Regions from separate parts of the Homo sapiens genome. Here region 1 is linked to region 2. The links are chromatin contacts, found by Hi-C in ENCODE. All regions are on one chromosome and are shown on one strand. The core of a region is the stretch at or near the end of the contact, and the rest is flanking DNA. Distances in the headings are between cores, read along the strand shown.

What was found. A loop is a pair of places that touch in the nucleus more often than their neighbours do. Pooled maps may share reads with other maps.
Region 1: a map of MCF 10A shows a loop between it and region 2 (7-fold over the local background). The contact joins two enhancer-like sites. A Hi-C loop is called at or near these places in 7 of 168 maps with a recorded cell type or tissue (A673, HCT116, IMR-90 and 4 more) and 4 of 50 pooled maps.

Annotation. Positions count from the first base shown.
Region 1 is chr12:47,549,794-47,554,472 of GRCh38, reverse strand. No RefSeq gene overlaps it. Among named protein-coding and RNA genes, the nearest start is that of LINC02156, 140 kb to the right of the region's middle. Within about 2 kb of position 2,877, at least 2 of the 41 ENCODE cell types and tissues checked have a DNase peak (open chromatin) inside an H3K27ac peak, as active enhancers do.
Region 2 is chr12:47,032,038-47,036,409 of GRCh38, reverse strand. No RefSeq gene overlaps it. Among named protein-coding and RNA genes, the nearest start is that of PCED1B, 45 kb to the left of the region's middle. Within about 2 kb of position 2,474, at least 7 of the 41 ENCODE cell types and tissues checked have a DNase peak (open chromatin) inside an H3K27ac peak, as active enhancers do.

The DNA of each region.
Region 1 (4,679 bases), core at 1,628-4,127, 520 kb before region 2:
GTGGGGTTCTTTAAAGTGGTACATCAAGTGCCCTGGAGAGAAAAAGATGACAGGAAGAGGTTTTCTAGAAGTGGGATTTTAATGTGCTGCTGTGGCTGAAATCAGATTACTGTTAAATGAAAAAAATGGTGAGAGTCATAATGTTTTTGTGTTTAACCTAAAAGACCTTTAGCAGCTGTGTTTTTGAGTGCATTGTACATATCAATTAATACACAAGTGAGGGGTAGATGTTGCTGACTTATTCACATACCATTTCTATTAGTTGGTGTTTAAATCTATCAATCTGTTGCCAAATGTTACTTTCTTCTCCTCAGGAGAGCCACACATTTTAACTAGGCAAGGAGAGAGTGGGATATTCCCTTGCCTGCCAGATGACACCTCTTGGCGAAGAAAGGAAATTGCTAAAACATTAATGCCACTTAAAATATTGTTGCCTTTTTTTCCTGAAATGAAATCTCTCAAGGACATCTCAGCATGACAGGGCTATAGGAAATGCTTTATATTTTTCTAATGCTTATTTTAGTAAACTTTTGATATTAATTACTATGATGAGGGTCCATATCTTTCATGTGTTTATATTTATTCACTCAAAAAAGTTTTTAGTGTTCAGTTTATGCCAGAGATGATGCTAAGCAGTGAAGATTGTAAGACATGGTTGTAGTCCACAGGAAATTATATCTGGAGAAGATAGAAAACCCTAATATAAAACATGAAACAAATGCTGAGAAAGAGAGAAACAAAATTTAGAGTGGGTCTAAAAGGAGAAATTGTTGCATAAAAAGTCAACTTTATGCCTCATTTCCTGTTTTATGGTATATAAGATTCAGACAAGGTAAAACACACAATTTAAATTGTGTTGTTAAAGGTGGTTACTTCTGCAGGGTGGGGTTGACATGAAGAAGAGGATGGTCCTTTCCCTGCCTCGTGCCTCCAAAGCAGACCTGTCCCTGAATACCAGTCGGTGTCTACTTGTTACTGAAACACAAGGGGTTTGGTCTAGGTTCTGCTGCTTGCTGCACAGAAAGCCAATCACTGAGACAACGAGTGTTGCCAAGGAAGAAGGCTTTAATTGGGTGCTGCAGCTGAGGGGATGGGAGATCAATCTCAAATCCATTTCCTGACCAATTAAAATTAGGGGTTTATATAGCAAGGAAGAAATGTAACTATGTGTAAGAAAATAGGAACTAGGGAGGGGCAAGGAAGCAATCCTGATGCAGGAGGGACCTGGCATTTTATTGTTTGGGTGCCATGATCTGGTGCGTTTTGGTTCTTTGATACTTTTTGAGAGGCTGGGGTCTTTTCCTGAGGAAAAAAATTCAGATACAACAAATGTAAGTTTCAAGCTTTAAGACAAGAAGGGTCAATTTCTATGTTTTCTTTTTTTAAACCTGTCTATAGGACTATTGAGTCAGTTTCATATTAAAGTTTCTAGACCTCCTGTGTACCGAAGGCTGGTCTGATGGATAGTGAATAGTAAGAGGTCTTGTTTCCAAGCTTAGCACCATAGGATCCTAGGGAGCTCTTCTGTTTCTTAGGTTTTTAAAGATACTTATTTCTTTATTTTTATTAAAACAATTTTTTTGGAGATGGTGTCACTCTGTCACCCAGGCTGGAGTGTAGTGGCACAGTCATGGCCCACTGCAGCTGCAAATTCCTGGGCTCAAACAGTCCTTCTGCCTCAGCACATGTGCCACCACACCCAGCTAATTTTTATTTATTTATTTATTTTTTGTAGAGATAGGATCTTGCTATGTTGCCCAGGCTAGTCTTCAACTTCTAGGCTCAAAAGATCCTTCTGCCTCAGCCTCCCAAAGTGCTGGGATTATAGGCATTAACCACCATATGTGGCTGTTTCCTAAGTTTTGACAAATTCAGTTATACCCCAGTATATGTTTATTTGAGTTGAGACAATTCAACCTTACAGAATATATCACTTAAGCTCCCTACTTTCGTGTAAGAGGCATTTCTTAGTACCTATGAAGACCAATTTGGATTCAGGAACTTCTCAAGCCACTGAATGCCAATAAATGTGAGTTACCACACTGCATTCTGGGCAGTTGTATATTTGGCTTATCTCACACAAAGATCTGCTGTCAGAGCATTGCTGGCTTCTAGTTTGTAATAGTGATTGTCTTGTGGATTATTTTTTAAAAATATATTTTGCCTTTTTTATTTGTGCTAAAGGTCTAAGATTATGAGTATTGCATATATGATCTATATGCTGGCTAAATAATATACTATTAATTTCAGTGGTAATTATGTTTTCGTAGTAATTACTATGTCAAGGGTCCATAGCTTTTAGCAGATCCTTAAAGAGGTCAGTGATCCCCAAAAGGGCAAGTTGAATTTCAACCCTATGCAGACAGGTAGGGAAGGTTTTCCAAAAGGCAGGGGGCTTTCTCAAACTCTGTAATGAAACCAATATGGCACCTGCCTGTTCTTCCTGGTCAGCTCAGGCTGTGTTTCTGAAGAAATGCTGTATACAGTCTATGTGGCTGCCTGTGAATTATTGCTCATTTTTTTGGACTAGATTGAACAATATTAAATTGCTGCTTTTTTATTATTTCTTACTTACAAAAATCCACTGCAAATGTTTCAACCTAATATATAAAACCAAAGGACTTAGTCTGAGCCCTTTTGGGAGGCAAAGTGGAACTTTCTCTTAAATGCACTGTGACTCATCATTTTTCCTCAGGATTGTGATGACAAACATTTGGTTTGTTGTTAAATCACAACAATCAGCCCTCTGTGTTATGAAGGAGACTAATGACTGACTCTTTTAGGGCAAGCCCCTAACCATGAGCAGCACGACTCCTGTGCTCCAGGGCCATCTGGAACAGATGCTTGGGTTGAAAGCTAAGAAAACATAATTATTTCAAGTCCAAGCCATACTGGGTTGTGCCAAGAGGAACGTAATACATGAGAGCTGGGGAATGCACTGTCCACTTTAGTTGACGTTAGTCTGCCCCCAACATGAGTACTTTCTGTAGTTCATAACCCCACAATTTGACAAGTGAGGAGAAACAGGAGTGAATACTGGAGAAATGCAGCATGAGTGATTAAAAGGCTAGAACATTATTCCTTTAAAAAAAAGAGAAAAAGCATTTAAAGGTCTTTAGCCTAGAGAAGAGAAAGATTGGAAGTGATGTGATAGCTGTCTTGTATTTATACCCCACCAGGATAACTGCCATAATTCTCCACCTCAACAGAGGCCCGACTAAGGGGAAATGGACTTCAACTGCAGTAAGAAATGGTGTCTTCATCATTATGGTAACTAAATATAGAGGGTGCTAGGTGACATTGAAAAATCATCTTTCCCCAAAGAACTGTGTAGGATCTTAGCATCATACTTTCATGACAGCATCTGTTTCATCCTTCATCTCTAACCAGCAGAAATAACTGTCTACTAGTGACTTTTTAGGAATTAGAAACAGGCTGGTGGAAAGGAGTTTGAGGGGGCCAGAGACAACCCTTGTGTTGTCTTAAATTGAATGATGCTTGAGCTAAGGCCAGTTCTGGCTGTGGTTAAAATTGACAATCTGTCTAGATCTTTTTCTGCCTGCCAATGGAATGGGAATCAGGAAAAAAAACACATTAGAAATTTTAAAAAATAGTTTTTTGAAGTGAAATCCATACAACATGAAATTAACCATTTTAAAGCAAACCATTCGGTGGAGTTAGTACACTCACAATGTTGTACAACCACCACCTCTCTCTAGTTTCAAAATATTTTCATCAATCCAAAGTAAAACCCCTTACCTGTTTAGCAGTTTCTCCTCATCCTCCCCTCTCCCTAGTCCCTGGAAACCACCAATCTGTATTCCTTCCCTATGAGTTTCTGTATTCTGGATATTTCATCTAAATGCAATCATGCTATATGTGACCTTTTATGTCTGGCTTTTTTCACTTAGCCTAATGTTACAAGGCTCATCAACATCGTAGCATGTATCAGTGCTTCATTGCTTCTTATGGCCGAGTAATATTCTGTTATCTGGATATACTGCACTTTGTTTACCCATTCATGAGTGGATGACTATTTGGGCTGTTTTCACCCTTTGGCTATTGTGAATATGGTTGCTATGAACCTGCCTGTTCATAACTTCATTTGAATACCTGTTTTCACTTCTTTGGATATATACCTCGGAGTGAGAATTGGTGGGTCATATGGTAATTCAATGTTTAATTTTTTTAGGAACTGACAAACTATTTTCCACAGTGGCAGAACCCTTGACATTCTCATCAGTAATGTATAAGGATCCTAATTTCTAAACATCCTTGTCAATGCTTGTTATTGTCTGACTTTTTTTTTTCTTTTTTTGAGACAGTCTTACTCTGTTGCCCAGGATGGAATGCAGTGCAGCCTTGACCTCCTGGGCTCAAGTGATCCTCTCACCTCCACCTCCCAAGTAGCTGGGACTACAGTCACATGTCACTATGCCTGGCTATTTTTTAAGATTACTATTATTTCTTTTGTAGAGACAGGCTTTCACTATGTTGCCCAGGCTGGTCTCAAACTCCTGGACTCAAGCAATCCTCCCGCCTTGGCCTCTCAAAGTGTTGGGATTATACGGATGAGCCACTGTGTCTAGCCTATCTGACTTTTTGATTCTAGCCATCCTAGTGGATGGTAAGTGATATTTCATAAAATTAATGATATTGAGCATCTTTTCATGTGCTTG
Region 2 (4,372 bases), core at 1,225-3,724:
CACTTGTAATCCCAGCTACTTGAGAGGCTGAGGCAAGAGAATCGCTTGAACCCAGTAGATGGAGGCTGCAGTGAGCCAAGATTGCACCACTGCACTCCAGCCTGGGTAACAGAGTGAGACTCTGCCTAAAAAAAAAAAAAAAAAAAAAAAAAAGCACTCCCCGACAAACTCCCCACCTCCACCCCCAAAATACGAATGTCTTCTATAATACACTTGTATAGTACCTTGAATTTTTCTCAGTATATTACTCATCAAATTTTACTTAATTCCTTGTCTTCCCTAGAAACAGTAAACTTTCAGGTAAGGGACCATGCTCTCTTGCCCATAGTTGAATCCCCAGGCCATGGAGTGAAACCTAGCACGTTTCAGGGGTTCAATAAATATTTATTGAAGAATGAATGAATTAAAATCTTAAGCTGCCTTATATTCCTAAATTATTGGTGTTTACCATGCACCTTTCCAAACTGACCTAGAGCTAGTTACAGAAGCCTGGTGTCTGCAGCCTGAAGAACTCTGAGAATGACATTTCCACTAGATGAGGTTAGCTGATTTAGTACTAAGATCCCTTGCCCAGTTCTCCATAAGAAGCCAACTGCCTGGGTTTGAATCCCTGCCTCACTGCATATTAGCCATGTAACCTTGGACAAATGACTTAACTTCTGTGTGCTTTGACTTCCTCATGGTTAAATAGATGACGTTAGTACCTCTCTCATAAAGTTGTTTTTGAAGAATTAGAGGAATATGATACACTGCTTGTCACATGATATGTGCCTAATGAATGCCATTCACTGATTTAACAGCAACTTATGGGGTAATCGGAGTTCCAGCAGAGGATCCCTAGGGGAGGGGATATTCAGTTCTCTTGTAAACAGGTAGTGGGAATCGCACTGCTGAAGCAGGGAGGTTTCAGTTACCTCACCTGAAAACAGAGTTGGGGCTACTGAATTCCCCACAGTCTAAAACAGATCCTGATCTCCAAAGAGGGGAAAGATATATATATTTAAGGAGACATGATGCCTCCTCTTTGAATTTCTAGTTCAACATGGAAAGACTGAATGTAAACAGGGGGTAAATCCTCAAAAAGATGAACTTCCTCCCTCATCATCTTACTCCAGTGAACTCTGTTGAAATAGCAGTAACCATAGGCATACCTGTGGACTGTTTGTTGCCTAGGCTCTCCTAGCCAGCATGCAGAATAGAGAGGACAGTAGTTGTTCAAATGGGTAGAAGATAGCAACAGGAGCATGTGGGGTACATTAGTGTCTCACGCTGTGGGTCCGCCAGCCTAATTCCTATCCCATGCCCGCTTTTCGCTAGCCACCTTCTGGCCAGGGTGGCTTTGTGACACAGCTCTGACGGATAAGATAAAACAATGTCTATGTGCTGGGGTCTCTGGGAAATTTTTTGTTTTCCTGATAAAAAAGCAAAAAATGGGCTAACATGACTCATTTTGCCCTTTGTTCTTCCCCCTTCTCCCTGCCTGGAACATGAACAGATGTGATGTTTCAAAATGTAGCAGCCACCTTACAACCACAAGGCAGCAAATATGAAGACAAATGCCTCCAAGCCAAGGATGGTGGTGAAGGAGTGGTAAAGACAGACGAGCCTGGGTCCCTGATACATTAGGGAGCTATTTTCCCAGCCCTGGACTGCCTACCTCCCTGGCTTTTGTGTTGTCTGAGACAAATAAATGTCTTTTTGTTTAGCTGAGTATTGGTTGGGTTTTCTTGCCTTGGAATGGATTCCTGAGAAATAAATATAGCATGCAGCCCAAAGCTTTACACGATGTGAACCTTAATTGCAACATTTACCACAGTATCTTATAATCACAGTTTTATTTCTTTTTTAGTAGTCATGACTTTTTTGTAGGTAGGACTTTGGGCTTATTTATTTCTATATCTACAGCATATACTAGGCATTCAGTAGAAGTTAGATGAGTGAACCCACTTCATTTGATAAATTGTGATGAGTGAACTTGCAAATCAGAAACCAGTGCTATGGAAAGATTTCCCCAGGTGTCTGGTTCAGTCAGGAGAAGGGTGACGCTCCTGTAAGGAAACCAGGTATACCCAAGAGAAATAAAAACTCATGAGTCATCACATGGACTTTTGTGGTTTCTTTTATTTCTGGGTGCATTATGACAAAAACAAATAAAATATGCTAATACATTTTAAAAACAGACATTTTTTTCCTGATAATGAAAACACATGCTCTTCTCAAACATAAAATTAACCTTAATAGGAGAAGGAGTGATAGGAAAAACAAAACAGAGAAAAGGGCAGGATAATTTTTCTCTCCTTATTAACTTGCTGCTCACTCATGGAATGAGCTTTTCTTTTACCAGAAAAATCTAGGCATTTGTGTTGAAGACTCTAGAGCAATGACTGATTAAGAAATGCTCGCTCTTGATCTTATCGGCTGTATTCAGGGAATGTTCAGTGGCTGTGTCACGTCGCAGATGTGCTTGCAAAGGTTATTCCTCAGGACTGTGTCTTTCCCCATCTGCCTTCTCTGTTGCCTGTGGCTGATTCCATTTTCTTTAGCATCACAAAGCTCCTGAGCCAATTTACCCAAAGGCTTTTTGTCATTTGTATTTCAGCTGCCACTTCTCTATGCAGTTTCTATTTTAAAATGCTTATATAATAACTTTGGGTCTGCTAGGGTCTTTTGCCTCTGAAGATTTTAATCAGATTGGCTTGAATACCCATTTTATGCCCTGTGGAAAAACCCACTGTCTTCTCCAAGATGTCTCCTAATTCCCAGGAGACTTCCACTGTTCTCATGGACACGCCTGGCTTCCACTTGTTACTGCTGATGAATTTGTGCTTTCCACTCTACCTGGACTAATACCTTATTTTTACTTTGAATCAGCAGAATTGTGGAACTTTGTCCCTTTATCTCATTTGTATTTCTGATTTGAATAAATCAACTGATTTATAGCTCTAAATACAAATAACATGGAACACTTCTAAGTACGGTGTAAAACTTTGGTGGATATGTTTTAAGCACACTATAGTTGGCACTGGCATGCCAGAAATGCTCCAATGACCAGTTACAATAGGTGATGGAGAGGTAACCTTGCACAAGAGAGCCACAGTCCTTGTCCCTGCAGAGCGGCAGACAGAAACGCAGGAACCAGTGAGGAATGGAAGTGCCAGGGTAGGATACGGGAGGCCACGGGAGCCAGGAACACTCTGTGCACTATGTCAGCACATGGTTGTGAAAGAGGCTGTGTAGTACTGTTTCTTATGCTGATCAAACAACTCAGCTGAGTTGTAATCTCACTCAAGTTCACTATTTCTTATGTATTGGATTTCTTTACTATGTAATTTCTGCTTAGAAGCTCTAATAATTCGATCAATCTTGGAAAATCTAACCACTAGTATATTAGCACCATCAAAAATCATGCATGTTGTAGAGAAGTTGGTTATTATGATATGTACTTATATGTTCCCAGAAAGAAAAATGCTCCAAGTTTTGTAGCAAAACTTGATTTTCTTAAAACCTTAAGTAAACACAGGATAGACCTTATGTCTTTGTATGAATTATCTTTTTTCAGTTTTAACTTATGAGCAAATGGCTAAATTTTTTTCTTCTTCGTCTTGCCAGCTCTCTGTGTGTGTGTTTTGATAAAGGTGGGCTTTAGGGCCATCTAGTGGCTTCTTGAATAGGAAATTCTAAAAATTACCATTAAGCTGAATAGGAAAACCCCCACCTTCTCTCACCAAATATTCTCTCTTTAAATTTGTTACATATTAGCTCTTAGGAGTTTAAAGACAGATATTGGAAAACTTGTGGTAGTTCATATATATTCTTTTTCTTTTTCCAAATGAAATGTTACCATATTTGCATTTCCTTTCAAATAACATGAACACTGTAATGACCCATGTGCGTTCTTGGATTTTTGAGCACTGATGGAATGCTGGCATCTTGTGGATTGGTTATGAAGTTTTAGTCTATCCTGGCAGCTTTGAAGTTTATAGCCTCAACCTTTGTATCTTTCATAATATCCAGTTCAAAAAAAAATCAGCCTAGGCCTTCACATTTATGCAGTGTCTGATGATTTTAAGGTTGTGAAAGGAAAATAAATCTCAGGACCCCAATCACTAAGCCAAAAAGAAAAGTCAAGCTGGAAACTTCATCAGGCAAACCTGCCTCCCATTTTATTTCTAAGTAAGATAACTACAAAGATTTTTAAAAGCTATATACCTCCTTCACCTATAAAATACAGATTCATTGAGCCAGACTAAGGCTTAAGTAACTATTCCTCTACCCGAGTCTCACATGCAGATTGTGTATTCAGTGAAAGGCTGATCAAAGACTCAAAAGAATGCAACCATTTGTCTCCTATCTACGTATGATCTGGAAGCCC